2 separate regions of the Homo sapiens genome follow, and region 2 is linked to region 1. A link is an interaction called in ENCODE POLR2A ChIA-PET data of the cell type or tissue named here. Cell type or tissue: GM12878. All regions are shown on one strand. Each heading gives the region's core, and the rest is flanking DNA. Links, peaks and the distances in the headings are about the cores only.

What was found. Peaks named below come from ENCODE experiments on the same cell type or tissue, not always from the same donor. Only the 100,000 strongest peaks of a DNase experiment are listed, where the experiment ranks them.
Region 2: POLR2A ChIA-PET joins it to region 1 with 6 read pairs; 1 of 35 experiments calls an interaction of 5 or more read pairs at or near these places.

What each region holds. Positions count from the first base shown.
Region 1 is chrX:46,558,226-46,565,706 of GRCh38, forward strand. It overlaps the pseudogene MKI67P1. Among named protein-coding and RNA genes, the nearest start is that of CHST7, 12 kb to the right of the region's middle. RefSeq lists an enhancer at 3,882-4,411. In GM12878, for the core only: no CTCF peak of the experiment used is centred there; a DNase peak (open chromatin) is centred at 4,256; H3K4me3 peaks cover 516 bases; H3K27ac peaks cover 593 bases.
Region 2 is chrX:47,358,515-47,365,995 of GRCh38, forward strand. No RefSeq gene overlaps it. Among named protein-coding and RNA genes, the nearest start is that of ZNF157, 8.3 kb to the right of the region's middle. RefSeq lists an enhancer at 3,362-3,561. In GM12878, for the core only: a CTCF peak has its summit at 3,905; DNase peaks (open chromatin) are centred at 3,337 and 3,747; H3K4me3 peaks cover 303 bases; H3K27ac peaks cover 1,054 bases.

The DNA.
Region 1 (7,481 bases), core at 1,214-6,213:
TAATGTAAACTTGTTGGGAGAAGCCATGGGAATTGAAAATCTCAGGTGGTTGAGTACAAGAAGAGGGGGCCCAACATGGAACCTTGGATTCCCAATATTTTAGGTTAGGTAGAGGCTATGAAGAGGATTAAGGAGGAGCAAGAAATGAAGCGATGTTTAAGTACAAAAGATGGTGAGAAACTCCTCTCACAGCACAACTTGTATACTCATGGGAGATGGAGTGGTATACAGTGATATCCTAACAATCTCTCTAGAGTAATCCTTGCCCCACTTTGACCAGAGCTTGGAAGCCTGTCCAGTCTTCACATTAGAAAGTCAACATTTTAAGAATGTGAAGAAGTAAGAGTGTTATAAAAGATGCCTGACCTACACCATGTAATTAATTTTCCTTTTTGTTAAGAAAATGTTGAAATTAGCAAACGTGGCTGGGGGCGGTGGCGCACACCTGTAATCCCAGCACTTTGGGAAGCTAAGGCAGGAGGATTGCTTAAGCCCAGGAGTTCAAGACCAGCCTGGGCAACATAGTGAGACCCGCATCTCTACAAAAATAAACAAAATTAGCCGGGTGTGTTGGCACATGCCTGTGGTCCCAGCTACTTGGGAGGCTGAGGTGGGAGGATCGCTTGAGCCCCAGAGATTGGGGGCTGCAGTGAGCTATGATTGCCGCCACTGCACTCCAGTCTGGGCTTCAGAATGAGTACCCATCTCTTAAAAAAAAAATACTAAAACTAAGTTCTATTACAATTTATGTTTTACTTCTCATAAAATAAATTATACATATTATCACAAGGAAGAAAAATGTGTAAAATTAGAAAAAATTCCTGTGAGAAGCCACTCTTTGCCCAGAAAATATGTTTGTTTATTGATTTATGTTTTTATTAGAAAACTCAAAAGGACCTGGTAAGTGTTCTGCCACTGGATTTCAACAGGAAATCACCATTTCTGCCCTCTGGGAGGTAGTAAAAAAGATTGGAATACCTCCTCTTTTGAAGAGGTCAGGAAGTGTGGTAGATGCTGTCCAGATTCTCCTTCTGGAATAAAGGAAGTATTCTCCAGCTGCTGGGAGCGGTGCCCACAGAAAACCCTCAGCTGTCAGCAACTTCAGTGATTGCCTTGGCTAAAAAGAGCTGCCTCACCCAAAGTTGCATCCTTCTAGGGGTCAGCCTGCATCTAATAGCTGAAAAACAGGGGGCCCAGCCCTCTCCCCTCAACAAGCGACAACTCCGAATAACCACCTCATCTTCAAAGATCACCATGTGGTAGACCAAGAGAGACAATGTTGGGCTTGTGCTGCCACCTGACTTGCCCCTCTGCCCAATCCTACATCCTTCCCTTCCCTTCAATAGATGTTGATCTCAAGGGCCCTCTCTAATAAATCTCCTGGGTGCAGAGTTTGAAACCAGCCTAGCCAACATGGTGAAACCTCATCTCTACTAAAAATACAAAAATTAGCCAGGTGTGGTGGTGGGTGCCTATAATCCCAGCTACTTGGGAGGCTGAGGCAGGAGAATCACTCAAGCCTGGGAGGCGGAGGTTTCAGTGAACAGAGATCGTGCCATTGCACTCTAGCCTGGGTGACAGAGCGAGACTCCATCTCAAAAAAAAAACAAAACAAAAAGATATCCTGGGTGCTAATCTCCAACTCAGAGTCTGCTTCCCAGAGAACTCAACCTATAATGTGAGTGAAATCACAGGGCTTGGACAAGGCTTGCAGGCAAACCCTATATCCATCCACCTTTTCATCCATTAGAGCTCAGAAGCTCAAGGCAGCTTGGGCATTGGAAGTAGAGCCATGAATACCTGGGGTTTATTTTATTTTATTTTAAAATGTATCTTTCAGTAAATTTCATTCTTTTTGGTGTATAGTTCTACGAATTTTGACAAACTCACCAAGCCATGTAACTACTACCACAGTCACGATGCAGAAGAATTCTAATTCCCCCCAAAGAACTACCTAATGCTGTCCTGTTATGGTTGATTCCTCTACTCTGTGCTTAATCCCTGGAAAGACTAATCTGTTCTCTGTCAATATACTTATGCATATTCCAGAATGTCATATAAATGGAATAATACAGAATGTAGACTTTTGAGCCGGCTTCTTTCTCACAGAATAATGTATTTGAGATTCAGCCACACGTGTCATTGTGTGTATCAATAGTCTGTTCCTTTTTATTGCTGAGTAGCGTTCCATTGTATGGTTGATCACAATTTGTTTCTCCATTCACCAGTTGCTTCCAGTTTTTAGCAATTACGACTGAAGCTGCTATCAACATTTGCATATAGGATTTTGTGTGAACATAAGTTTTCATTTCTTTTAAGGAAATATGTAGGCATGGAATTGGTGGAACATGTGGTAAATATATTTTTAACTTTATTTTAAAAACCTGCCAAACTGTTTTTCCAAAGTGGCTGAACCATTTTTGCATTCCCACTAGCAATGTATGAATGTTCCAGTTGTTCTACAGCCTGGCCAGCAATTGGTATTGTCAGTTTTTTTAAGCCATTGTAATAGGTGCATCAGTGGTATTTCATTATGGCTTTAATTTGCATTTTACTGTTGATGTTCAGCAGCTTGTTCATTTCCTTATAGACATCTGCATATCTTCTTTGGTGAAATGGCTGTTCAAATATTTTGCCCTTTTTGTTTGTTTGTTTATCACAAAACTAGCTTTATTATATTTTTCCCAGTTAGATTTCTTTGTTAAATGTCTTCACTGTCCCAGTGACTTCTGGTTCTTATTTTCTTGACGCACACAATGTCCTCAGCCTTCTTTTTTTTTTTTTTTTTTTTTTTGAGATGGAGTCTCGCTCTGTTGCCCAGGCTGGAGTGCAGTGGCGCGATCTCGGCTCACTGCAAGCTCCGCCTCCCGGGTTCACGCCATTCTCCTGCCTCAGCCTTCCAAGTAGCTGGGATTACAGGCGCCCGCCACCACGCCGGGCTAATTTTTTGTATTTTTAGTACAGACGCGGTTTCACCATGTTAGCCAGGATGGTCTCGATCTCCTGACCTCGTGATCCGCCCGCCTCAGCCTCCCAAAGTGCTGGGATTACAGGCGTGAGCCACCGCACCCAGCCCTCAGCCTTCTTTGGATTTTCTGCACGCCTCTTGACATTCCACGTTACTCTGTGCATATTCACTCTCCAAAGTGCTTGCTGCAGACTGGCTTTTCATCTTTCTTGCTCTCAAACACATGGAGTCTGAATTTCCTGCTTCTCCTTTCCCTTCCTGATTCTGCACGAGAACCCCCGCACTCTTCTGCCCTCTGCTCTCCTCTGCCACTTTAGGCTGGGAGCTCTTATTCTGTCTAACAGACCTCAAGCACCTTTTGTTTTCACTGACTTTGCCCCTAGGTATGGGTTTCTGGGCTCCATCATCTGGATTTTGAATGTCCATGTCTTGGGAGGTCTTCATGGGCTTGTTTTCATTTCAGTTTATTTGAATTCTTTCTGCTAATACAATGACCTTAGTTATTTGCTGTTCTACATCAGTCTTACTTTGGCGTCTGGAGAGCAGGGACATTCCCTTATTTTCAGGGACTGAGTCTTGTAATTCGTATTCCTCTTTGTTGGTTTTCATGTTATTGCTGTTCAGATCTTCTGCAGGTTCAATTCTTTTTGCAGAAGTCCTCAGACTTCTCTTCATGATGACCAAGGGTTCGGGTGATTTGCCTCTCACCCTGGGAGCAACCCTCTCTGCTTCTTGCTGGCTGGCAGCTCCTCTATGATTTCCTCTGGTGCAGGCATGCAGTGCGGCCTCTTGGTTCCTGTGACACTTCCATCTTTTCCACATCCCCTCTTGAAGGGCAGTGGGGGCAGGGAGGTGTTGCTTTTGCTTTGTGATTTTACAGTCTCTGGTGCCTACCAGGTCTCCCACGGGTTCTACTTTAGGGGCCTGAAGAACTCTTCTGGATATTTTTAGAGGTTTTCCACTGTCAGGTGCTTGCTTTGGAGCACTTGTAAAGCTATCAGCACCATTTGCCAGTTCCTCAGTGTGGCCTGGTGTTTGAGAGAGCTCTTGGAAGCTGGCCAGATCTTCTAGGGGTTGGGCCTTTTCCTTGGGCACTCTTGGCAATCTCCTGCTGCCAGTTACATTTTCTGGGTCCAGCTTCTGCTTTGCAGGTTGCTTAAATGCTTTCATGCCTTTGCCCTCACCTTCTGGTTCTTTATTGGTGTGCGTGGTCTCCCCTGATGTTTGTGTGAGCTTGCCGACTGCTAATAGCTCTTCTTTCACTTCTACTTTCTGGCCACAAGCCCTGGGCCATTTCTTTGAGCTTGTTGCAGTGTCTACTAGTTCTGGTGGTGATTTGCAGGGTATTTTGGTGGTTTTGTCATGAGTCATTGATTCTTCAGTATGACCTGGTGCTGGGTCTTTGAAGCCAGCCAGGTCTTCTAGGGCTTGCGCCTTTTCCCTGGGTGCTCTTGGCCATCTCCTGCTGCCACTTACACTTGCTGCTGGAGCCAGTGTCTGCTTTGCAGATTCCTTAAATGCTCTGATGCCTTTATCTTCACCTACTGGTCCTTTGCTTCCACGGTTTATTGCCCATTTTTATATTGGATTGTTTGTTTCCTCATTGTTTGGAGAGCTCTTTGTATATTCTGGATACAAGTCCTTTGTTAGATATGTTATTTATAAATAGTTTCTCCCAGTATATTGTTTTTTCATCCTCTTAGCATCTTTTGCAGAGCAACAGCTCATAATTTTCATGAAGTCCAACTTATCAAATTTTTCTGTTATGGATAGTGCTTTTGGTGTCATATCTAAGAATTATTGGCCTAACACCAGAAAACAAAGACTTTCTTCTGTGTTTTCTTCTAAAAGTTATACATCTTATATTTAGGTCTATGATTGATTTTTTTTTTTTTAAACAGGGTGTCGCTCTGTCACCCAGGCTGGAGTGCAGTGGTGTGATCGCTGCTGACTGCAACCTCTGCCTCCCAGGTTCAAGCCATCCTCCCACCTCAGCCTCCCAAGTAGCTCCCAGGCATGTGCCACCATGCCTGGCTAATTTTGTTTTTAATTTTATTTTTTGTAGAGACAGAGTTTCACCATGTTGCCCAGACTGGTCTCAAACACCTGGATTCAAGCAATCCACTCGCCTTGGCCTCCCAAAGTGCTGGGATTACAGGTATGAGCCACCAGGCCCAGCCAGGTCTATGATTAATTTTAAGTGAATTTTTGTAAAAAGTATGGGTAAATTTCTGCACTCTCTATTCTATTACATTGACCTACGTATCCATCCTTGCATCAATACCACACTGTCTTGAGTACTGTGGCTTTATAGTAAGTCTCAAAATTAAGTAGCATGAATCTTCCAATTTTGTTCTTATTTTTAAAAAATGTTTTGAATATTCTAATTTCTTTGCCTCTCCATGTAAATTTTAGAGTCACCATGCTGATATCTATAAAGAATCCTGCTGGGATTTGGACTGGAATTGTGTTGAATCTATAGATAAATTTTTAGAGTATTGACATCTTCACAATATTGAGTCTTCCAATCCATGAACACAGTTCTCCATACATTTCTAAATCTCCATATATTTAGCTCTCTTTTATTTCCTTCATCATTGTTTTGTAGTTTTCAGCACATAGATCTAGGACATATTTGTGAAATGTACACCTAAATATTTCATTTTTCTGGTTTTATTTTATTTTATTTTATTTTTAGATTGAATCTTGCTCTGTTGCCCAGGCTGGAGTGCGGTGGCACGACCTCAGCTCACTGAAACCTCTGCCTCCTGGGTTTAAGCAATTCTCGTGCCTCAGCCTCCTGAGTAGCTGGGATTACAGGCGCCTGCCACTATGCCTGGCTAATTTTTGTATTTTTAGTAGAGACAGAGTTTCACCATGTTGCCCAGGCTGGTCTTGAATTCCTGACCGCAAGTGATCCGGCTGCCTTGGCCTCCCAAAGTGCTGGGATTACAGGCGTGAGCCGCTGCACCTGGCCTTCTTTGGTATTATTGTAAATAGTACTTGTGCGGAGAAGAATGATGGCCCCTAAAGATATCCATGTCCTGATCCTTGGAACCTCTGTTTATGTTCTCTTACATAAATGGTGGCTCTCACAGATAGGTCAAGTCAATATCATGAAGATGTCAATTCTCCTTCCTATGTTATGTTATAAACTTACCAACTTTCAGTAAGAATACCAATAAGCTTTTATTCTGGACCTAAACAAGTTGATACTAAAGTTCATATGAAAAAATAAATATGCAAGAATAGCTACATGGTCTAAGTTTCTTGAACCCATCATGTTCCATTTCCACCTCATTCAGTCAGGTCCTTCTCCACCTTCAGATCTCTGCTCAAGCATCCCCTGTGGGAAGTCTTTACTACACACACACACACACACAGAGAAGACAGAGAGAGAGAGAGAGTGAGAGAGAGAGAGACAGAGAGAGAGAGACAGAGAGAGAGTGTGTGTGGGCAGATGTTTTTTTGAGTCTCGCTCTGTTGCCCAGTCTGGAGTGCGGTGGCACAATCTCGGCTCACTGCAACCTCCGCCTCCCAGGTTGAAGCAATTCTCCTGCCTCAGCCTCCCGAGTATCTGGGACTACAGGCGCCCGCCACCACACCTGGAAAATTTGTATTTTTTAGTAGAGACAGGGTTTCACCATGTTGGCCAGGCTTGTCTCGAACTCCTGACCTCAAGTGATCTACCCACCTTGGCCTCCCAAAGTGCTGGGATTACAGGCGTGAGCCACTGCGCCCAGCCCTGGGGCAGACCTTTATGTTATACACTCTCACAGAACTGCGTTCCTCTCCTTCAAGCACTTGGTTCAGTTTGGGGTTATTCACACATTAGGAGACTGATTTGGTTAAAGTTGGTCTCCTCTCTTAGGCTGGAAGGGACAACAGGGTCAGGGACTGTTTTGCTCATTGTGTACCTCCTCTGCCCAGCACAACCCCAGATACATGATTGCACTTGATACATATTTTTGAATAAATATTTGAATACATAAGAAAAAGTCTGGTCTCTAGGTCCATTGTTTTGAAAGTAGTAAAGATGTGATTTTAGCACCCCTATTTATAATGTTGGAAACCTCATGAAAAACAGAAAAGGAGATTGTAGAGGTAGATTAGAGCCAGACTGTGAAAATCCTTAGAAGGCATGTTGGCCAGGAGCAGTGGCTCACACCTGTAATCCCCACGCTTTGAGAGGCCAGGGCAGGAGAATCGCTTAAGCTTAGGAGTTTGAGACCAGCCTGGGCAACATAGTGAGACCCCATCTCCACAAAATATTAAAAAATTATCCAGGCCCGGTGACACACAGCTGTGGTCCCAGCTACTCAGGAGGCTGAGGTGAGAAGATCCTTTGAGCCTGGGAGGTTGAGGCTTTAGTGAGCCATGATCATACCCCTGCACTCCAGCCTGGGTGACAGAGCAAGATCCTGTCAGAGAGAGAGAGAGAGAAGGAGAGAGAGAGAGAGAGAGAGAGGATAGCAGAAAAAACGAATCAAAAGAAATCTTTTTTTCTTTTTCT
Region 2 (7,481 bases), core at 1,189-6,188, 800 kb after region 1:
CCCAGCTTCTGAGGAGGGCTCAGGAAAATTACGATCATGACAGAAGGTGAAGAGGAAGCAGGCACGACTTAAATGGCTGCAACAGGAAGAGAGAGGGGGAGGTGCTACATACTTTTAAATAACCAGATCTTTTGATAACTCACTCACTCACTATCGAGAGAACAGCACCAAGAGGATGATGTTAAACCGCTCATGAAGGAACACCCCTATGATCCAATCAACTCCCACCAGGCTCCACCTCCTACTTTGGGGATTACAATTCAACATGAGATTTGGGAGAGGACACAGATCCAAACCATATCAGATGGGGGTCTCACTACGTTGCCCAGGCTGGTCTCAAACTCCTGGCCTCAAGTGATCCTCCTGTTTCAGCTTCCAAAAGTGCTGGGATTACAGGAGTCAGCCACTGTGACTGGTCTCCTTTTCCTACACTCCACTCTCACTCAGCACTTCTGATACCAGATGTGTGGAGGTTCCCCAGTGCCCCCTGCCCCCCAGCAAATTTCTGGCACATTCTCCAGCAAACACCAGTTCAGTGTCCTCTAATTCAATTCCATTCCAACATTACCTACCTGGAAGTCAGATCCCCTAGAGTTATAGTAGGCAGCTAGTTAGGCATGAGCAGGGCAGGAGAAGGCTTTCCTCCCACACCTAGGACCAGCAATGTCAGGTGACCATCAGGTGATGGTCTCAGTATCATGGGCTCAGTATCACAAAACCTCCCCCAACTTCAGATGCCAATGGCAAGCACAGGTTGTGACCTATGCTTCTTCTTCTTCTTTTTTTTTTTTTGATGGAGTCTCTCTCTGTTTCCCAGACTGGAGTGCAGTGGTGCTATCTCGGCTCACTGCAGCCTCCACCTCCCAGGTTCAAGCGATCCTCCTGCCTCAGCCTCCTGAGTAGCTGGAACTACAGGCACGAGCCACCTCACCTGGATAATTTTTGTATTTTTAGTAGAGATGGAGTTTCACTCTGTTGGCCTGGCTGGTCTTGACTCCTGACCTTAAGTAATCCATCTACCTCAGCCTCCCAAAGTGCTGGGATTATAGGTGTGAGCCACCATGCCCGGCCCCAGGCTAGTCTTGAATTCCTGGGCTCAAGCAATCCTCCCACCTCGACCTCACAAAGTGTTTGGATTACAGGCATGAGCCACCGCTGATGCTTTTGGTTTTTTATGGAGGCTTCATTACCTAGACATGATCGGTTAAACCATTGGCCATTGGTGATCAAGTCAATCTTCAGCCACTCTCCCCTCCCAGGAGGTTGGGGGTGGGGCTCAAAGTCCCAACTCCCTATTTAGTTGCTCAGCCCCCAACCTGAAGCTATCTAGAGGCCCCCAGCCACCAGTCATCTCATTAACAAGCAAAAGACACTCTTATCATTCTGGATATTCCAAGGGTTTTTGGAGCCATTTGTCCGGAAACTGGGACAAAACCAAATATATATGCCACAATATCACTCAGCTCCATCACCATCAATGGCATGTTATTGAGGCTGGGTGCGGTGCCTCACCCCTGTAATCCTGGCACTTTGGGAGGCCAATATGGGAGGATCACTTGAGCCCAGGAGTTTGAGACAAGCCTGGGCAACGTGGCAAAACTCTGTCTCTACAAAAATTAGCTGGGGTGTGGTGACTTGCACCTGTAGTAGCAGCTACTCAGGAGGCTGAGATGGGAGGATCACCTGAGCCTGGGAGGTCAAGGCTGCAGTGAGCTGTGGTCATGCCACTGCACTCCAGCCTGGGTGACAGAATGAAACCCTGTCTCAAAAAAAAGTCATGTTGTCTAGAATTGTGCCATCAGATAAGGCCGAAATAGCCACATGGTTATTGAGCACTTGAGGCTAATGAGGCCAGGTACAGTGGTCATGCCTGTAATCTCAGCATTTTGGGAGGCTGAAGCAGAAGGATTGTTTGAACCCAGGAGATCGAGGCTGCAGTGAGCTATGATTGTACCACTGCCCTCCAGCCTGGGCGACAGAGCAACACCTTGTTTCCAACAAAAAACAAAACAAAACAAAACAAAACAAAAAACTATGAGGCTAATCAGATTGAGGAACTGAATTTCTAAATTTATTCATTTTAGTTAATTTAACATTTAAATTAGATACTCACACACCCACTATGTACCCACAAAAGTAAAAAATAAAAAAAATTAACACACACACAATAAAATAGATAATTAAATTATTGGAAAACTTTTAAAGTATATTTGGAATGACTTGTGAATTTGTTGTTGTTTGTTTATTTATTTCTAGAGACAGGATCTTTCTTTGTTGCCCAGGCTGGAGTATGGTGGCACAATCATAGCTCACTGCAGCCTGGAACCTCTGGCCATAAGCCATCTCCCCTCCTCAGCCTCCTGAGTAGCTGGAACCACAGGGGAGCACCACGATGACTAGCTAATTTTGTTTAGTTTTTGTAGAGACAGGGTCTCACTGTGTTGCCCAGGCTAGTCTGGAACTGCTGGCCTTAAGCAATCCTCCCTCCTTGGCCTCCCAAAGTACTGGGATTACAGGCATAAGCTACTGTGCCTGGCCACTTGTGAATATTTTTGTTTTTGTTTTTTGAGAGAGTTTCGCTCTTGTTGCCAGGCCAGAGTACAATGGCATGATCTTGGCTCACCGCAACCTCCACCTCCCGGATTTAAGCGATTGTCCTGCCTTAACCTCCCAGGCACATGCCACCACACCCGGCTAATTTTTTGTATTTTTAGTAGACACGGGGTTTCTCCATGTTGGCCAGGCTGGTCTCAAACTCTTGACCTCAGGTGATCCACCCACCTCGGCCTTCCAAAGTGCTGGGATTCCAGGCGTGTGCCACCACGCCAGGAATGTTAACCTATGTTTTCAACTAAATTTTGTGAAATCTAAGTACAAATCAAGTATTTCTGATGAAAATTTAGCTTTCAAAATTGAGATGTGCTGTCAGTGTAAAATACACATCTGATTTCACAGTGTTATTACCACAAAAAGAATGCCAAATATCTAGGTAATTTTAAAAATTTATTACCTGTTGAAATAAGAATGTTTGGTTAATGTAGTTCAAACAAAGTATGTTATTAAAGTTAATTTAACTTATTTCTTTTCCTTTTTGTGTCATCTGTCTGCAACCTCTCATGTTACATCTCCTCCCTGTCTTCCACTTGGGTTGGAAATTGAGGCTCCTGTTCTGTGTCAAAGTGATTTAGTCTCTCAGGCATTAAGATGCTTCATTCTTAATGATGTAATTTGAACCGCAAAATTATTTCGCCTAGTGACAAGGATGTTCGCATTTCATTGGCCATGGAGACTAAAGCTTGCCTCCCACACAGAGCCATTGGCTAGCTGCACCATCTCTCCAAAGCAACCTCGGGCTGTGCCCCCACCCACTTCAAATACCTCCAGCTGTGCTATTTACCTGCACCCTCCCCGTCAGGCTATGTCCGTCCTGCCCCTTCCTTGCACTGGACAATGGGGACTTCTGCTGATTTACAGATCAGGCAGCCTCATATTGACCTGGGAGACCAGAGCCTGTTTCTTATATTCAGCCATTAGCTAACTGCGCCTTCTGTCCACAGCTTCTCAAGCTAGGCTTTGGCTGCCTCGCTTCACATGGCAACGGGGTTAGTTACTACCTAGTAACAGTTTACCATGACTGCCATAGGCTGAAGAGACTAAAGCCCATCTTCTCGTGCATTCATTGGCTAACTATTTATAGCAACTCAGGTCCCTTTCACCCTGCACATAGCAACAGGGGCTTCTCCCTAGAACAGGCTGCTACTTCATCCCATTGGCCACCAGGAACCAGATCCCACCTCCCCGATGCAGCCACTGGTCAGCTGCACCATCTGTCTACAACTCCCCAGATTTGGTCTAGACAAGAAATCTCAAACTGCTGGTTTCTATGAACTCTGCTGCCACCACTGCTCATCTGGCTGGACCTCGAACTTGGTCATTTGTTATCTAATCCACCGTCAATAACTCCCTTGTCAAAATCTAAAATCTGGGCCCCTGTTAACATTTTCACCACTTCTGGACCAACTTTAAACCCCATCTTTTTTTTTTTTGGTGAGACAGTCTCGCTCTATCGCCCAGGCTGGTGTGCAGTGGCGCGATCTCGGCTCACTGCAACCTCTGCCTCCCGGGTTCAAGCGATTCTCCTGTCTCAGCTTCCCGAGTAGCTGAGATTACAGGCGTGAGCCACCACACCCAGCTAATTTTTGTTTTTTTGGTAGAGACAAGGTTTCACCATGTTGGCCAGGCTGCCCGCTTCGGCCTCCCAAAGTGCTGGGATTACAGGCGTGAGCCACCACGCCCGGCTTCCCAGCAGTATTTAGTCTGACCTCAATCTAGTGCTCTGATAACTCTTCCACCATCACTGCCTTTCTGCAGCTTAGCATTCAGCCTTTAACTATTCCCCCAGCAATACCCCGCTGACCTGAAGCCTGAATCAGGCCTATTCATTTTTCCACCGTCAATACATACTAGGACTGATCTCAAACTTCACCTCTGTGAACTCTTCCAACATTAATGACCTTGATAAAGACTACCAAGGTCACATCCATAGTCGCAAAAGAGATGGGTTTATTAACCTGCTGCGGCAAGGAAGACCACGCCCCACAGGAACTGTGGGGATGTCTCACCTAAGGTAACTTAACTTGTTCCAGTTTGCCCAGGACTTTCCTGCTTTTAGTACTGAATGCCCTTGTCCCAGTAAACCCTATTCCTGGGCAAACAGAGTTGGTTGATCACCTTAGTGTCAATGAACAAAGGAAGAAATGGGATTAGTATAGGATATAGGAGTGGAGTTTAGGTAAAGTTTAAATGAAGCAGTGTTTTGACAAGCCCAAAGCAAAGGAGGTTGGTATGGAAAAGGATTAACATTAGGTTCAGACTGTGAAGCAGACCTAGGGTCCTTTTTCTTTAGAAACACAAAAGAAGCTGGGCGCAGTGGCTCACGCCTGTAATCTCAGCACTTTGGGAGGCTGAGGCAGTTGGATCACCTGAGGTTAGCAGTTGGAGACCAGCCTGGCCAACTTGATGAAACCCTGTCTCTACTAAAAATACAAAAATTAGCTGAGTGTGGTGGCACATGCCTGTAATCCCAGCTACTCGGGAGGCTGAGGCAGGAGAATCGCATGAACCCGGGAGGCGGAGGTCACAGTGAGTGGAGATCACACACTGCACTCCAGCCTGGGCAACAGAGCGAGACTCTGTCTCAAAAAAACCCACAAAAGATAGGCTGCGTGCAGTGGCTCAGGCCTGTAATCCTAGCACTTGAGGTGGGTGAATCCCTTGAGCCCAAGAGTTTAAGACCAGCCTGGGCAACACAGTAATATCTTGTCTTTACAAAAAATGAACAAAGGTAGCCGGGCGTTGTGGCGTGTGCCTGTAGTCTGTCAGCTACTTGGGAGGCTAAGGTGGGAGGATCACTTGAGCCTAGGAGGTTGAGGCTGCAGTGAGCTGTGATCATGCCACTGCACTTCAGCCTGGGTGACAGAGTGAGACCCTATCTCAGAAAAAAAAGAAAAGAAAAAAAAACACTAAACATAGATGTGAAGTTTTGGCTTCAGATACCCATTATCTGAAGCTCTGCACCTGGGTCAGAAATCAAGGCTGTTTCTCTGTGTCAAAGTAACTTAGATCCTCCAGGGAAGAGTAGGAGGTTTTATTCTTATTGATATTATTTCAAACAGGAAATTTTCCGATAGTCTATGATTTTAGATAACAAGGTTTCTCTGCAGGGCTAGGACTAGGGTAAGGTGAGGGAGGCATTCGCCTTAAGTGTAAAATGTAAGGGGGTACCAAAAAAACTCAGTAATCAAGATCAATACCATTTGACTGATTGAGACAGTGTTTCGCTCTGTCCCTTAGGCTGCAGTGCAGTGGTGCGATCATGGCTCACTGCAGTCTGGACCTCCCAGGCTCAAGAGATCCTCCCACCTCCTCACCTCCTGAGTAGCTGGGACTACAGGTGCGCGTCACCATGCGCAACTAATTTTGTTTATTTTTTGCAGAGACAAGGTATGTTGCCCAGGCTGGTCTCAAGTGATCTGCCCACCTCGGCCTTCCCCCAAATTCTGGGATTACAGGCGTGGACTATCGCGCCCAGCCAAGATCAATAACATTTTTTGTTTGTTTGAGATGGAGTCTCGCTCTTTCACCCAGGCTGGAGTGCAGTGATGTGATCTCGGCTAACTGCAACCTCCACCTCCCGGGTTCAAGCTATTCTCCTGTCTCAGACTCCTGAGTCACTGGGACTACAGGCACGCACCACTATGCCCGACTAATTTTTGTATTTTACTAATACAAGAGATGGAGTTTCACCATGTTAGCCAGGTTGGTCTCGAACTCCTGACCTCAGGTGATCCACCCACTTTGGCCTCCCAAAGTATTGGGATTACAGGTGTGAGCCATGGCGCCAGGCCTCCTCCCCTCCCCTCCCCTCTCCTCTCCTTTCCTTTCTTTTTTAGACAGGGTATCACTCTGTTGACCAGGATGGAGTGCTGTGGTGCGATCTCTGCTCACTTGCAACCACTGCCTCCTGGGTTCAAGCCATCTTCCCACCTCAGCATCCTGAGTAGCTGAGACTACAGATGCACACCACCACACCCGTTAAGTTTTGTATTTTTGGTAGAGAAGGGTTTTGCCATTTTGCTGAGGCTGGTCCTGAACTCCTGACCTCAAGCGATCCTCCTGCACCCTCTTCCCAAAGTGTTGGGATTACAGGCATGAGCTGCCGCGCCTGGCCGCGCCTGGCTGTTTTCTAAGCATTTTTCTTTTTTTAAAATAAATTGAAATGTGGTCTCACTCTGTCACCCAGGCTGGAGTGCAGTGGTGCAATCATAACTCACTGCAGCCTCTAACTCCTGGGCTGATGCGATCCTCCCACCTCAGCCTCTTGAGTAGCTAGGACTACAGGCGTGTGCCACCACACCTGGCTAATTTTTGTATTTTTAGTAGAGACGAGTTTCATCATGTTGCCCAGGCTAGTCTCGAACTCTGGATCTCAAGTGATCCGCCCACCTCAGCCTCCCAAAGTGCTGGGATTAGAGGTATGAACCACCGCGCCAGGCCTCTAAGCATTTTTCTATTGATAATTTGCTAAAAAAACATTAGTTGCCCATGGCCGGGCACGGTGGCTCACGCCTATAACCCCAGCACTTTGGGAGGCTGAGGCAGGCGGATCACCTGAGGTCGGGAGTTCAAGACCAGCCTGACCAACATGGAGAAATCCCGTCTCTACTAAAAATACAAAATTAGCCGGGCGTGGCGGAGCATGCCTATAATCCCAGCTACTCGGGAGGCTGAGGCAGGAGAATCGCTTGAACCCGGGAGGCGGAGGTTGTGGAGAGCCGAGATCGTGCCATTGCACTCCAGCCTGGGCAACAAGAGTGAAACTCAAAAAAGAAAAGAAAAACAAACAAACAAACCATTGGTTGTCCATATCAAAGGCTATTATTCCTAACTACTATCATTGTAGTGGGGCAAGGAGGGTAACG